Linked DNA regions of Mus musculus: region 1 is linked to region 2. A link is a loop called in an ENCODE intact Hi-C map of the cell type or tissue named here. Cell type or tissue: heart. All regions are shown on one strand. Links, peaks and the distances in the headings refer to the core of each region. The heading gives the core; the rest is flanking DNA.

What was found. A loop is a pair of places that touch in the nucleus more often than their neighbours do. Peaks named below come from ENCODE experiments on the same cell type or tissue, not always from the same donor. Only the 100,000 strongest peaks of a DNase experiment are listed, where the experiment ranks them.
Region 1: a loop joins it to region 2, with 11 times the contacts of the local background. A loop is called at or near these places in 38 of 42 quality-filtered maps.

What each region holds. Positions count from the first base shown.
Region 1 is chr6:97,757,090-97,765,427 of GRCm38, forward strand. No RefSeq gene overlaps it. Among named protein-coding and RNA genes, the nearest start is that of Gm24565, 31 kb to the left of the region's middle. In heart, for the core only: CTCF peaks have their summits at 2,416 (motif pointing right) and 4,396; a DNase peak (open chromatin) is centred at 552; H3K27me3 peaks cover 235 bases.
Region 2 is chr6:98,000,126-98,008,463 of GRCm38, forward strand. Mitf (melanogenesis associated transcription factor) reads left to right here. Exons shown (of 10, transcript NM_001113198.1): 6 at 3,762-3,879; 7 at 5,998-6,072. Among named protein-coding and RNA genes, the nearest start is that of Mitf, 200 kb to the left of the region's middle. In heart, for the core only: CTCF peaks have their summits at 3,269 (motif pointing left) and 5,651 (motif pointing left); no DNase peak of the experiment used is centred there.

The DNA of each region.
Region 1 (8,338 bases), core at 102-8,101, 240 kb before region 2:
GTTTTTTATTTGATTATTTGTTTGTTTTCTGAGACCATGTCTCTCATTGAACTTGAATGATGATCTGACTGGAAAGCTCTAAGGAGCCACCAGTCCCCATCTTCTCAATGTTGGGTTTTAGGTATGTTCCACTGAACCTAGCATTTTAAATGGGTGCTGAGAACCTGAACTCGGGTCTTCATGCTTGCAAGGCAAGGATTTCATTATTGACTGAGCGATCTCCCCAGCTCTGAGCAGATACACTTTCAAATAGAGTGTCCATATCTTATCATCTAAGAGAAAATTTCAAAACAGTTCTTGGACAGGACATCAGAATAACAAGCCAAACAGAGGCTGTCCGAGACAAAAGGGGACATGTGGTTACTTTTCTTGAGGAGCAACTTGCTAGAAGGCTGAGAGCCATCACTCCTTAGTAACATCCAAGAGCAAGGGAGAAGAAGCAAAACATATTGAGAAATGAAACCCTTAAACGGTGAAGATCAACCCCAGCCCTGCCAAGCTGAGTGAAACAGCCAGGAAGATTAAAATCAGTTGATTGCAAAATGTTAATAGAGGAGTGAGGAGTGAAAAGCCAGAAAAGACACACAAAAACATAAACCCAGCCAAACAAATGGGTCACAAAAACCTGGGGCCTGTCACACAGGCAGAAAGAGAGCACTCCAGGGAGAGCCTGTACTAGACCAATTAAGTCTGATGACTAGAGAAGAAAATACATTTCCAAAGGAAGAAGGTCTAAAAGGGGATCAGCTGACTTAGGAGAAGGCCAGCAAAGGACTCAGGAAAAGCGCTCTGGAGATGTTAACTGAGAAACAAAGAAGCTGTGCCAAGAAAAACCACCTGCTGGGCTGGAGAGAGGATTCAGCCATTAAAGTGTTTTGTTCTGCAAGCTGGAGGACTTGAGTTCGAGCCCCAGAACCAAAGTTTTTTAAAAAGTGGGAATGCTTGAATGCAATTGTAATCCCAGTGCTGGGGAGGTGGAGGCAGGCAGATCCTTGAGGCTCAATAGCATGACACCCTGTCTCAAAAAAAAAAACCTGATGACACCTGAGCTTGACCTCTGTCCTTACGCATGTGCACAGAAACACATGTGTACTCCACGTGAATACACACATGCAAACTGTTAGAAGGAAATTGTTATGGCTTATTTTTAGTTTTAAGTGTGTTTAGGCCTCATTAAGTAATCACAGGGAAGCAAGAGGCCCTAGGCTCCTGTCTTCCACAGCTGGCAGCTGGCAGCTGCTTGTCTAGGTACTCTAAGTTCATTCCAGTGCTGCAAACCCATAGGCAGTCGGCTACATGAGTAAGCTTGTATAGCAGAAAAGGAGGTGATCTCAAGTCTCAGGACATACACTAGATAAGGCTGTGTGTCCCAAACTCATAGGGACACACAGGGCTTTAGGGCCGAGGCAATGCTAGGCACTGAGAAGATTGTATTTCCCAAGGAACTCACTCAGTCAGGGAAAATGTGTGTGTGTTCGTGTGCATGTGTTACTGTTTCGTGCCACATCAGCCATTTTTGCCCTTTCTTTACACTGACACCCAAGTTCTCATGGTCATAAACTATTTCCCTTTCACTACTCCGAGTCTCCAGTACTCTTGTTATGCAGTAAGGACCATTGTTTCTCACCATACACACACACACAGAGTCATCTACTAATTCAGGGTCTCGTCCAGCAGAAGGTTTCTTGTAGCCTCTAAGGTCATAGACACAGGCACAAATGGCAAATACTGCTTCCAGCAGGGGACCCATCCTTTAGGGACTGGAAGGTTAGACAAATGGCTCTGTGTGTGTGTGTGTGTGTGTGTGTGTGTGTGTGTGCTCCCAGAAATAAGCGAGATTAAATGTGGAATTGCTTAAAGCTTAGCAAGGGTATTCTCTAACTCAAGCTCCCCACACACACACTTACAGGTCCCATTCTGACAGCTTGATGGATCCTCCCTGGTTTCCCATTGTGTACAGAGCTTCAGATCTGTGTGGGCTTTAAGCAAATACCACCTGTTTTCTCTGCAGCAGCTGTTGCAAATAGCAAGGATGGATTGGGGCTCCGAATAGGGTCCTCAGTGAGAATGGGAGGGAGAGACGGAGGACAGGCTCTACAGAGTGCAGCTACAGCCCTTTCATCATTTTGAGGGACCACTGACTCCCCTGGGTTGGAATGCTCTGCAAGAAGTGTGGCCCGATTTTTTTGTTCATTTGTGACTGTGTTCTCCTTCTCCTCCTGTGTGAGCCTCTCAGAGCCTTAAAAGCTTGGATTCATCACTCTGTGGATGAGTGACCTTGGATGTAGCCTTTTGGTCTTAGTTTTCCTGTCCGTAAGCAAAGGAAAACTACAGCTGTCTTTGTGGCCACTGGACACATGGATCGAAAAGTCTTGGGGAAGTCTCAAGGGACTGTCTGTCCTGCGGCATGTGCCAACAGTAGATGGCGCTCCTTCTCCTTTGCCAAGACAGAAAAGGTTAAAGGACCAGAAGAGTTGAGTCTTCCATAAAACAGTATGAAGGTACCCATATTGGCATTCAGTCTTTTGCCTCTAAGGTCAACACAGATGTTGGTCTCAGCCTTCAGCCAAGTCCCTATCCCAGGCTCTGATTGGGGGAAAATCTATACACTGTAGTGGTTTAAATGTGACACACATTTTGTGAGCTCCTGTGTTTGAATACTCGATCGCCAGCTTGTGACACCATTTGGGGAGGATATAGAAAATTTTGGAGGAAGTGAAGCCCATGGAGATGTGGGTGAGCAGTGTCTATGTCATGCCTTTGCTCCTGTAGCCAACGCCACTCCCACCCCATCAACACCGATGCCTTACTTCCCATGACACACTATACTCTCAAATGGTGAGCCCAGTCTCTTAAGCTATTCCTGTCAGGGGTCTGTCACCTGCACAAGAAAAGTCCTTATTAAGTTGGCCATTACTCATACTGTGAACTAGGCAGGATGCCGCTGCAGGGGAAGGGATAAACTTACCACAGCATGTCTAATATGGACAAGAGAGGCTGGGTTGGGTGGCTTGAAATGGGTGGGGATCTTCTAGTATACAAGTGAAAATGCTGTCATTGTAGAGAGCAAGGGGAGTGTGGATCCAGACACCATACTTCAGATTTAGCTCATTTTAAAGAGCAGATGGAAGCCGTGTGATCGTTCATGTCTATAATCCCAGCATTTGGGAAGCAGAGGGAGGGGCATTGGTGTGATTTCCTTTGAGGTCTACTTATTAAGTTCTAGCCCATACTGGGCTACAAAGTGAGGCTGCAGGTTAAAAAAAACAAAAAAAAAACAAAAAAAAAACTGGAAACAGATTAGAGCTCTGTGGCAGAGTGCTCACTCAGCAAATGCAAGGGTCGGGGTTCAAGCTCCAACACTACAACAAACAAACACACAAAAACAAAACAAAAGCAGCTGGGATATCCTCGACAGTGTACCTGCTTTGTCACATCAGAAAACGAAGGTCCTTGGCTCTGTGACTTCTAAAACAGAGACATTTAGCATATAGGAATGAAGAGGCTGCTATGTTAATTTAACGTGAGGGATTGTGATCTAAAACCACAAATGGACCCAAGAAGTAAGCAGTGGGCAAGGCTGGGTTATGCAGCCATGGTTCTGGGAGGGACTTCCCAGTGGCAAATACACATTTGGGTGGATGTCTAGTAAATTATAAAGTCTAGGCAGATTTGCTTGCTTGTCCTGTGAATAAGAGAGAATTCTTTCTGCCTTCTTCAACCTTCACTATGCCAAGTCACACATTTTCCTGTCCTTATAAACTTCATCGGGATGGACTATGAAGTCTTCCATACACCTACTCCTTCAGTAGAAGGCAGAGAGGGAATGTCGGAGCATGAGACAAGTTTCACATCACAGCAGACAGGAAACCCGAGGAGGAGATAGCTGCTCGAAGCTGCTATTGTCGGTTTGAGAGTGAGTGGATAGCAAAATCATAACCTCTTAATTCTCAGTGGTCAAACATCATCTTTATTGAATAGGTGAGCATGTTGCTACCTGGGAAATAAGAATGACTGGTTTCAAAGTGGGATCTGAAACTAATTCTGTTACATGGTAGGACTACCCGCAACTAACTATTTATCATCCTTATCTTACCCCTGATCTTCAGAGGAGACAATAGATTTTTCCTTCCCCATTTTACTTACCTTCAAAATCCACTGTCCCACCAACCACCCAATGCAGCCAATCAGTGCAAAGAGCACAGGGAAACTTTAACACCAAGAGGGGGGCAGGGCAGGTGGGCTGTACTCAATAGGGCAACACAGAGAGGCAATCAATGTCATTTGAATATCATATGTGGAGGAAACAATTATGAAGCCCAGGGAATTGTCCCAAGACTGGTTTGGCATTGAAATTCCGGGCTGGAAGACCTGGAGGCCTCAGAACTGTGTCTGTGAAATTCCACAGGGAGGCAGCATGCCCTCATGGTGTCTATAACCTGAGGGATTTAGGATGCTAATTTTTGCTTTCACGGGCAGCAGAAAGCCTCAAAGAATCTCGGGCTCACGTGTCTATCCAGGCCCTTCTCTTTCAACATTTCAAAGCACAGCTGGATGCTGGGGGCACAGCTTTGAGAATTAAGGACAGCAATGACACTGTTCCCACACTGGAACCCAATGTTTTATGTCATGTAACCTCCCTGCAATCCCTGAGCATCATCTGGTGTCCTGTCATCATTTCTCACCCAAGGACACTATGGCTCAGAGTCATGTCACCATGTGAACTGGGAACCTTGATTTACTGTATTTTCTTTGGAAAAGTCTTTGGACCCTGCGGTGATAGAAGGAAGGAGTCTTCCCAGATTGGCTCTGTGAAATCATTGCTTACTATTTGGATGCAAACTTGAAAGACCAACAGCAAAATGGTGGTAGTAATAGTTGGTATTTAAGAACAATGCCAAGCACAATGGCGAGGACTTTAAATATGTTGTGCCACTTAATCCCCCAAACTATGCGTACTGTCCCAAAGGTAGTTGTGTGCTCAGAGCAAGCAGGCTTTGTATACATTCTTGCTTTAATCTGTGTTCTTCTCCGCAATGATTATTTTGCTCAGTGCTGTGACCAAATATCTGATGAAAGCAATTTAATGGGGGAAGAATTATCTTGCTTCATGGTTTGAGGGTGCATCTCTTGGCAGGAAATTCATGGTGGTAGGAACATGGGGTATGTTGTTGGTTATTTCTTCCCTGCCCCTTTCTTGTCCTCCCAGAAATTCTATCACTATTTATTCTGTTGAATTTATCTTCTTGATGGTAATATGATTAAGCACATATTCAGAGATGAGGAGATGGTTAATTTTGCTTATATTCCGTTCCTTCTCCTTCCCTCCTTTCTCTGTACACGCTTCCTTTTCATGGAATTTCTAGCAGTTGTGTTTCTCTTCAGTCCTGCCTTTAGACAGGGTCTTTATTCACATTTGTACCTAAAGTCTCTGAGATTCTTTTCTCCCACTGGAAAGGTAATAATGAACACATATTGGTGCATGCATTTTACCGCCTTAAAGCTTAATGCTTGGCAATGGCTGCTCAGTTCTACCTACCTACTGTGTTCCCAGTTGTGCCTACTATGGTCCCACTTTATAAGGAAAAAAAAGCTTTTATTCATTACATTTTTTAAGATTTATTTATTTTATGTGTATGAGTATTCTTCTAAATATGTATGAGAAAGGGACATAAGATCCCCTGGGGCTACAGTTATAGATGGTTGTGAGCCACCATGTAGGTTCTGGGAACTGGACTCAGGACCTGTGGAAAAACAACCGATGTTCCTAATCACTGAACCATCTCTTCAGTCCCTATAAATCAGGACGCTAAGGCAGTAGAGCTTCAGGGACTTGCCTGAGAGCACATGGTCAGCATTCACACTTTATTCCTGGAGTTCACAGACTTGCTAACCCTCTTCAATGGGAGTGGGGTAAGGGAAGGATTTGATGTTGTAACATATTTATAATTCAATACTGAATGCATGTGGGACAGTAAAACTTGTGTGCCAGGAAGCTTGGTAAGGTAGAGCAGGTTGAGACCCGGAGATTCGGTGGGCACACACCTGAGACTTAGGCGACTCCATGCTCCCTGCAAGATTCCTGTCCTGGAACACGTGTCACACCCCCCACATAAGGAAATGTGACTTGTGATCTTGTAAGCTCAGAACAGAATTCTCCATGCTAATGAGGTACCTAGAGGCCCTCAGAGCTTAGCCAGGTATGTCCTTCAGATGCCAAACCTTTAGTGTCCCATTTTAGGACCTACCAACACAATCCCAACATCTCCCAAAATGGTACCCTGGACAGAGGAGAAATGTTCAAAACACAATATTTGGGGGCAATTCAAACTGAAAACCTGACAAGGACCTCACCCAAGGTTTCAGTTTCTAGAGCCTGGGCTTCTCCCCTCACTTGGAGACATCTTTTGTAGTGACGTTCCTACCATCAGGACTTGAGGGACCATTTTCAAATCAACATGCACACATACACGATGACAGAAAGATGCCCTTGTTCCCTGGGGGGTCCTTTGGCAATCCTGGAAGCAAAATGCTAATAATGCTGTCTCCTTAAGAGATACTTTCATGATTCTGAGGAAAATGTAATAGGGTCTTAAGAGTGAGGCTGCCCCTGGAGATGTGGGGACCTGTCACCAGGATAGAGGTGTTGGAGGTGTTGAGCTGAATGAGCAGACAGTGATGAAGTTGAGGTTGGCTTCTGCCTGCTCACTCCAAACCACCCTGCTTGCAAATCAACAATAAGGTTCCGAAGTAACCTCACCTGTAATTTACAGATTATCCCCCGGCTGCTTCAAAAGCAGTTTCCCCCCAAGGATGTGCCACAGGAAGTTCCTTCTTAATTATCGGGAATTATTAAGATTACCATTTAGTAGTGACTAATTGTTTCCTATTTGGGCTCTCAAAAGTGCTTAATTATACTCAGAGAATAATGTGCTCTGGCTTTATAAATAAACCTGGATACTATTGAAGTCACTTTTAAAAGCCCAAAGGGAGTATGCTCTAATATTGGAGCACGTGGGGAAGTCAATGTCTTCTCCATTGTGTTCCGTTCTGTTCCGTTCCCAGGGTGGCTGTGTAACCTTACACCAGCTGAGAAAATTAACACTATAGTGCTTACCTGTTCAGGGTCCTGAAGGCTAAGCTATTGGCTAAGCTCCAAGTCCCACAAGCCTTATATACTTCAACATGTTATCTTTGCCATAGTTCTGTAAGTGTCAACTAGGGCAATCCTCAAGTGGAGAGATTATGATGTTCAATCTTTTGGTTTGTTTAATGCTCAATCTATATTGCCAACTTGAGGAGATTTAGTCTCACCATAGAAACACACCTATGGGTTTGTCTTTGAAGAAGTTTCTAAAATAGATGAACTGAGGCAGAAAGACTCACCACAAATGTGGGCAGTTCCATTCCATAGGTTAGGAGCCCCTGATTGAAAAAAAAAATTGGAGAAAGCCAATTAAGCACTAGCAGGAATCTCTCTCTCTCTCTCTCTCTCTCTCTCTCTCTCTCTCTCTCTCTCTCTCTCTCTATCTCCTTCCCTGCTCAGATGAACTGTGACTATGAAATGTGACTGGCTCAGGCTCCTGCCACCATCATTTCAATGTGGGGGTGGACTCTGCCATCAATTGTGAGCCCAAACAAACTCTCCCTCCCATAACTTGTCCAGTATTTAGTCACAGCAGAGACAAGAGTAACTGATTCAGACTAAAGCACGGATATTAAGGACTTTGCCTTTGGTTTCACAGTGAATAAGGGCTCCAGGAAACAAGAGGTCTGAAAGGTAGAGACTGTGTGCCCCCGACATCCCACAAAACAAAATCAAAGCAGCCCCCTCACCACCACACATGCATTTCTTTTAGAAATGAATCATTTCAGATGAGAGAATCGATGAACTGTGATTGGCTCTGAGCTGGCATTTTTTTGAAGTGGGCTGAGAAGAATAAAGAGAGTCTTTTAGTGTCTCTGTTCACCATGCAAAGATTTTTTCTGAGACAAATGTGTTATTTCTTACACACCTGAAGCTGTGGCTGCACATTTTGACACTAAAACCCCAATCTGATCTGAGAGTCTTGTGCGTTTGATTCTGAAAGGTGGGGCTCTCGTTCATTAAATGCCAACGACTCTCTGAAGCTCAAATCTGCATCCAGAGTGAGATACTACTGCCCTTGGCTTCTGTAGCTAACACTTGCATCAGCTTTTTGTAGGATTCTTACATACCTCACCATACCTTTCACAGCCCACCCAGGACACGGGGCAGCAGATGGCATTGCCTCTGTTTCTCAAGATGAAATGAAGAAAGAAAGGAAGAAAGGAAGAAAGGAAGAAAGGAAGAAAGGAA
Region 2 (8,338 bases), core at 96-8,095:
AGATGTTTTGTTTGTTTGTTTGTTTGTTTGTTTATTATTTCATGCTGGGTGTAGAACCCCAGACCTCATGCATGCTATGCAAGTGGTCCTACACTAAGCTATAACCCCTGCCCTTATGCATCTACTGTTGAGTGAGACATTTGACCTCTCTGCCTCAGTTTCCTTGTCTATAAAGTGTTATATCAACTGCAGTGGTCTTGATGCTAGAACTTGAGAATTTCATCCACAAGAAGTGGCTTGACCCTAATAGGCTCCTGTCAAAGCAGACCTCCACTGGGTCTTTATCATCTTGGAATTCAGTTGTCTACTTTAATATCCCCACCACCACCACCACCACCACCACAGTAAAGTTGAACTTGACTGTTAAGTTTAGTTTAGGCATTTTTTCGCCCCGCTTCTTTGATTCTTTGAAATGCTTTGTTTCAAGTTAACTACTTCTTCAAAAGTGGAAAGGACGTAGGAAGGAAGCTGTCCTAAGGGAATTGAGGTCTAGAGGTAACTGTTCCTAGGGCACAAGGGCCCTCTTGTACTCTCTCAAACAAAGAAGAAAAGTCCCCGTTTACTTGGGTTAACTGCGCAATTGATATTCAGACGAAGAAGGGCCCTTCCACAGAGAAAAACAATCACATTTTACAGTGATCACTTCCTTGGGAAAATATTCCTTTTGGTGGTGAGAGGCACCAGTGCGCTCAGTTAAGACTATGACTGGGGCACAGGCAGCAGCACCCTCACCTCACCTTTGCCTGAGCTGCCCAGACTGTGGCTTTCTGGAAGGGAAATCTTGTCCAGAGGTATAAATGCTCTGCATAGAAAGTCCAGCAAAGATGCAGATCGGCCAAGTAGACATGCATCTCTTCGTCTCTCAGTCCAGGGGGTTATTCTGACCCTGTTATAACTTAACTGTGTGTATAAGAGGATTTTTCTAACCCAGAAAGAGAACTACAAAATTTTGTTCTTTTCTTTTTTCCTTTCCCTTTTCTTTTGCTCTCCTCCATCCCCAATTTTATTTTCTCCTCCTCTGTCTTCTCCCTTCCCTCCCTTTTTTCTTTCTCTTCTCTCTTCCCTTCTCTCTCTTCAAAGTATAGTCTGTGATGACCTAGAGATTTGCTTTGATTTTGCTTTGGGATTTTTGAGATAGGATCTCATGTAGTCCCCTGCTGGCCTTGAACTCCTGATCCTCCTGCCTTAGCTTCTTAATGGCTGGATGACAGATATGTGCCACTATGCCCAGTTTTGAGTGAGTTGTACCTGCACGTGCGCGTCTCTCATTTGTCTCTTAAAACATGAACATCGTAACAGAAGTGCATGTTTATATCCAGTTCACATATGAGGACATAAGACACACACAGTTAATATTTCTAGAGCTACTGGATTAATCTTGTAGCTCACTGTTTCCAAGTTTTAATTTGCATTTTTGGTTTATTAATGCTCAGATTTGGACCTGGGAAATGTGTTTAGACTTCAGTTCCTAATAGCTTTGTAACTTTCATCTTTTTGGCCTTTTACAGTGCTCTATGCAAACATGCTAATGCCTCTCGTGGCCCCTTAAGTTGAACAAGAACAAAACCAAACACACAGAGAGCAAGGTTGACCCCTGAGGTGACCTGTTTCTCAATAGAACCTCTCAGAGCAATGACTGCTAATAATCAGGCACCAGTTATCAGAGCCTTTGCTGGAAGGCATTGAAATGTGGCCCAAGGACATTTTAAGTTAGCGCAGTGCATATTCACTGGCGTGTGGCAGGGTGTGGGTGTGAGTATTATGCTTATGAAGATTCTACAAGTGCTCATTTCTCCAAGACCTACCCACCTGCCCGCCCTGCCTGCCCTGCCTGCCTGTCACCACCGTCTTACTAATATACACATCTGAGAGCAGCTTCCACTATGTACAACACCTCCCAGCCCCATCTCTTCATCCAGGGCTTTAGCTCATGCATATACAGAGGCCAGAGACCAGCATCAGAAGTCTCCCACCTATTATTTTTGAGACCTTGCCAATTAGGCTACACTGGCTGGCTGCTGGTAAGCTTCAGGGATTCCCTGTCCAACAACCACTTCAGCCCTGAGGTATAAAAGATATGTACCCAGATTTTATGTGAGTTGGGAATCCAAACTCATATCATTATGCATGAACAGCAAGCAGTTTATCCACTGAACTGTTTTCCGTCTCTTGGATCTAAAACTTAAAATAACCAAAAAGTTCTACAGCCCTTATCTGTCTGTCTGTCTGTCTGTCTGTCTGTCTGTCTGTCTCTCATTTACCTTCTTATCTCCCTATCTACATAGTGTGTGCATGAATGTATGTGTGTGTATTTGTATCTGTGTGTCTATGTGTTTGTGTTTAGGTGCATGTGTGCAACAGCATACGTATGGAAGTCAAATGTCAATTTGGAAGTCAATACAGGGACCCCAGGAATTGAACTCAGGTTGTCAGCCTTGGCAAATGTCTTACCCACTCTGCCATTTTGTTAACCTCCAAATCAAAAACATTTTTAGTGTCAACCTGATGCTTTAAGTAGAGTTTGATAACCAATTGCATGAACTAGGTTACAGTCCAAATGCTGGTGAACTAAAAAAATTAAATACAAAGTTATCTTTTGGCCATATGTATGTATGTATAAGATGTAAATAAAACATAAATAAATTTCATGTTTACATCTAGGTATTATTCCCAAGATAAATATGTGTATAAACATCACAAAATTATAAAGAAGTAAAAAAAAAAAAAAAACCCTAAGTCCTTCTTGTCCCAAGGTTTTCAAGTAAAACTAGCTTATCCTGTATGTGGAGTACCACCTTGCTGTGTACCTCTGGGTCCCTCCATGGTTTAATTCCTCTTTGATGCTTTCTGAAATTACTTGTCTAATACATAATAGAGAGCTATGATCAGGTAAAGGAAAGGCTAATCTGCAACGTGGTGTGATGCAGGTATCAAGGAATCATTATTTGAAATTGTCTGGCAATGCTGAGGGTCCAGGATGGAAGGAGTGATGCATAGCTATTGATTGTCTAGGAAGATTTCCAAGGCATAAGAAGAGGAACTTGTGGCTGTCCTCTCTAGCTAGCTTTGAGAAAATCCATGTCCGACTGGGACATCATTGTCAAGAAAAAATGAAAATGAGGTTGCTGCTTTAAAACAGCCCAGGAGAACCGGAGGAGACAGCACCACTCTGAGTAGTTAAGGCTAAGTTGAGCATTTCTTTAATCCTGCTTTAAGTGCTGTAAATATTTTTATTAAAGTCTTTGAGCTCCCTCTTGTGGCTCTTTGGATAATTTCAATCTCAAGGAAGCCAGCTTTTCTTTTGCCATAAGGACACCGCTTTACAAAAGGGAAGTATTTGCTCATTGCTTTTCTTTATGAATGAAAGCAAGGGAAAAAAAGTAGGGAGAGGTGAAAGATGGAGGAAGAGAAACGTCCTCTGATGGAAGCCACGCATGGACTCCTATTTCACAGGAATACCTGGCGCCCAGGGGACATTTGCCACTTTTGGCAGCAGGTGACACCTTGCCAACATGTTTGGAATGTGCCCACCAGACAGAAGTCAGTGCGGGCACCCTTCTTACTCCCTATATAAACAGATCATATAATTCTGTGTGAGTCCTCAGACTTTCCTGTTTTAAAAACACAGTTCTTTATAGCAAAGAGTGTTGTTTCCATAAAGCCTGAAATAGAGTATGAGTTTTATTGAAAAAAAACAAAAACAAAAACAAAAAAACCTCTGCAGTCAGTCAACACCCATTGCTGTTCTTGTCTGTGTCTAGTTACCCGTCTCTGGAAACTTGATCGACCTCTACAGCAACCAGGGCCTGCCACCGCCAGGCCTTACCATCAGCAACTCCTGTCCAGCCAACCTTCCCAACATAAAAAGGGAGCTCACAGGTACGTACCTAGCACAAATGCTTCTTACTATGATACTCTGTTCTCTTCCCCACTGGGGAGCGTTACCAACGGAACAGCAACGTTTCCTGTGCAGCTAGTGGGTGTTCTTCCAGTGTGTTCGCTTCCTGAGCCTCTGTGCAGTAATTTAATATACAGTATTAAGACGTTAAGTTGCCAGTTTCCAGGGTTGCTGGGAGCCCTTTGGGTTGAGGGTTATAGGCAGTACACGCCCCTGTAAAGTGCCTCTCCCCTACCCGCTGTGTATCTTGCTTGCTGAGCCCCTGGAGTCTTGACTTAGGGGATCCTGCTTTGAATTTTCCATCTGAGTCCACACTTGGGATCGAGTAAGAATGTATTTCTTACATCTTTCGATGCCTTCTCCTCTTTCTCCTGTATTGTGTGCATGAGATTTATTATAGAAGGAGAAATAAATCATAAAATGGAGCCATCAGAATGTTTGCTCTTGAGGCAAGTGTGAAATTACCTATTTTGCCACTTTGTTTGATGCTTTAGGGAAGGCATTTGACCAATAAAACATGACAGAAACTGTATTAGAACCGGCATTCTACCATGGTGAATTTTATGGTCCTTGCCCCAAATCCCTTTTTATTATTTAGTTCTTGCCTCTTGCAAAACTTGGGGGTGGGGTTGAGTAGATGGGGTACGGATTGTTGCAAAGACTGTTCTGTCCAAAAGCATTACAACAAAAACTATTTCAGAACATTTTAACATAGGAAAAACAGGGTTTTTTTCCAGAAAAGTGTTAATTGGGGCTCAAAAGGTAATTTACTAATAAGCAAAAACTTAAAAACCATTAAGAAGCAGTGGACAGTAAGACCTTCTTACCCTTCTATATGAGAAAGCAAGCGAGAAAGTGGCTTGGATTGACCATCTGAATTTGGGAGATTCTAATTTTAATTCTGTCTGCACACACACACACACACACACACACACACACACACGTGCATATGCAGTTAGGAGTTTCATGATTACAGGTTACATCCTGGGAAATAGTTCACCTGATGATTTTGCTGTGGTATGAGCTTCACAGTGTGGCTTTACGTAGACCAAGAAGGCTGTAATATCATTAAACGGTGTCATCTTAATTACACTTATTAATTTATATTCAGTGTACAGCCTCTCTTTGACTATTTCAATGTAGTGTGAGATGGGTATATACATTTATGATATATAAATATACCATATATATCTTGCTTTTAGAAAGGAAACTAGCATGGTATGATAAGTCTCAAAATCAATAAACAGCACAATTTGTTTAATACTTTTATTTGTTTCTCACATGATAAAAAAAATCTCTTGACACTAAAATATAATGCAACTTCTCAAATGGAATTGCCACCAAATATATCTAGACCCTTCCTAGACAAGTTGTAAATACACAGTGACTCCTAAGAATTGTGACATGAACACGTTCTAGAAGATGCTGACAGAACCTGACTCCACATTCTGGAAAAACAAAACAAAACAAACCAACACTACCAACAACAACAAAAACAACAAAAAAAAATCATTCTCCTGAGTTAGGCAAAGGCCATGTAAACAGATCCAGAAATATTCCCTGCCAGTTTCCATGTCACTGCATTACAAAGGCATACAATACTGGAAAGTTATTTGTCCTGAAAATAAAGTTTGACTCTTAATAATAGAATATGCCATCAAGGGCTGGAGAGTGTTTAAGAACACCCACACAGTGGCTCTCAACTATCTGTGGCTCAAGTCTCTGGGATCTGATGCCCTCTTCTGGCCACCTTGGGCATTGCACACACATGGTGCACGGACACACAGCACATAAAATAAGTGAATCTTAAAAATGATATGATATCAAATAGTTTCTATTCATTTTATTCTTTTTAGTACTAGCATGTAGACTTGCTGTACTGTGGCTTGTCATCTGGTTTGTAGAAACTGAGCTTTTCAGAGATTTGGCATATGTAGCATTAAAAGAGGCAGAAGTCTATAGAAGGTGTAATTTGAAAAGTCACATTTTCATTAGACTCCAGTGAGTTAAGTTTCAAATGTTCAGAAGAGATGCTTTGTAATTTACATTGTTATGTCCCTCAAAGTTCCAGTTTCTAATGACTTCATTCACGTGCACAGCGTGTATTTTCCCCACAGAGTCTGAAGCAAGAGCATTGGCTAAAGAGAGGCAGAAAAAGGACAATCACAACTTGAGTAAGTTTGCTTAATTTATATCCATGGCATTAGACATTAAAGTCAGTGTTCTTCATGTATCAAAAAGGTGATTCCAGCAATTTCACAGGAAAGTTACTATTTCTCGTTGTTAAAGGTACAGTGAGAGTATTCCAGAGAGATTCTATTTCAGATCAAACTATATCCATATCTCTGTCTATATATATTTTTTTCCAGAATATACATTTACATATATATGTTTTCTCTGTATACATATATATACACATATATGTACTTATATGTGCAGAGAGAGATAGAGAGGAGAGAGTATCTATGTGTGTATGTACATATATATATATGTATATATATATATATATATATTTATCTGTGTGTGTATGTGTGTATGTGTACATATATATATGTGTGTGTGTGTGTGTGTGTATGTGTGTGTAGAGAGAGAGAGCTACAGAGAGAGGAGAGACAGAGAGACAAAGTTTTATATTTTTGAAGAACTGTTTTTGTTTGTGGTAGTAGGTGTGGTGTGGTAGTGGTGGTGGAGAGAGAGAGAGAGAGAGAGAGAGAGAGAGAGAGAGAGAGAAGGGAGTCTTGATCTTGATCCCCAACTACCCAATTATAAGTACTGCACATTGGAACTTATTAGCAGAAGGGTATTTGGAGATCATCTTTTCCAATGAGATTTCAAGGTTAAAAAAAGACAAAAGAAAAGGAGAGAAGCACAGAGAAGGTTGTGGTGGGTGAAGTAGCCAAATGATGTCTATCTGTTACTCTGAGGCATTATGTAACACTAGAATGTCTTTTCGTGTGGGGCTTACTCTTCACAGAACCTTGAAGCTTTTACCTGGGAAAACTGTATGCTTAAGGTACACATTGACGAGAGACTACACTGTGGAAATAAAGGTTGGGTGCAGAGGTAGGGAGTCCCATAAGGGGGCTCCTTTTATGCTGTTTCTTACATTGAAGTTTAAGAGTGAGAGTCCTGTATAGAAACCTTGCTCTCAATGTATGAGAGAGAAGAGCCCCTCTCTGTTCTATTAGCCAGGAGAAAGCATCGCTAGTTTTCAGGTAGGTGCTGTTTTCCTGACCTTTCCAAAGAAGCTAGGTGCACATCCTCCTGCTCAGGTCCCCACAGAGCCTTCGCTCAGCATTGTCAGTAATCGCAGATGGGCTCGGCTCTCAGCTGGAGAGCTGTGAATACAGTCTTCAAGTCTTGGCTAATTCCTGGGAAGTAATTCTCAGGGTCCTGTTGACCTTGACTCAGCCCTGCCTTTCTAGGATTTAGCTTGTAACAATACTTACTTGCTGAAATGTGCAATACTTAATACTTAATACGTTCAGTTATTCTTTCCACCACTACAAGTTATTGAGCTCCATTTTGATACAAGGAACTTTCTGTAGAAGCAAACTGGACAAACGGGTTTTCTACTGGTGGGCATGTTCAGATGTCAGGTGCCTCATACTAATTACCGAGAGGAACAAGGAGGATAACAATAGATATCACACCCCATTATGAAAGGAAGCATACTAGAGGGATGATTCGTGGGTCCACTGGCCAAGATCTAGAAACCAGCTTGTCTGTGACAGTTGCCCCAGGCATGTAGAAGTTGGTAATGTTAATGTTCCTTTGACCTTTAGCTTCATACACTTTAGGGTGTTGTTTTATACTTTATAAGTTTTATAAAGTCATATCACTTTTATAATAACTGTTTGAAGAGGCAAATCCTACCCAAAAGGTAGCTGGGTCATCTCTAAATGTTGACAGCAAGAGAACCCAGAGGCATGCAGGGAAGTGAGAGAAGGCAGGTGTGGGATATTTTAGCAAAGGGATTCTTGTTACACTTAACATGCCAGCTCACATCATTGCCTGGGATGCAAAGGTGACAGATAGTAGGTGAACAATACGTATGAGATTCAGAGTTCTGTGAGAAGAAGAGGTGGAGCCCAGTGAACATAGTATCATGATAGGCATGGGGCTCATGGGTGAACTTGAGTTGCTACTTACAGGAGGAGAGGGCTCCTTAGGGGTCTGGAAGAAGAGTGTTCTAGGCAGAGGGGATAGCAGAGGAAGATGGCCAATGCATATCTGCCTTGGATGTATGTGGGACTAACAGCATCAGTGAATCCATCAGCAGAAGAGCACAGGTCCATTGCCAGAGAAGATGCTGTCACACTGGAAGGGGAGTACAGGGAGATATGGGCAGGGCAGGGCGGGGCCACCAGATCTTTGTAGGACTCCTCAAGGACTTAACTTTCCCTTGGATAAAATGGGAAGTGATGGGGGCAAGGTTCA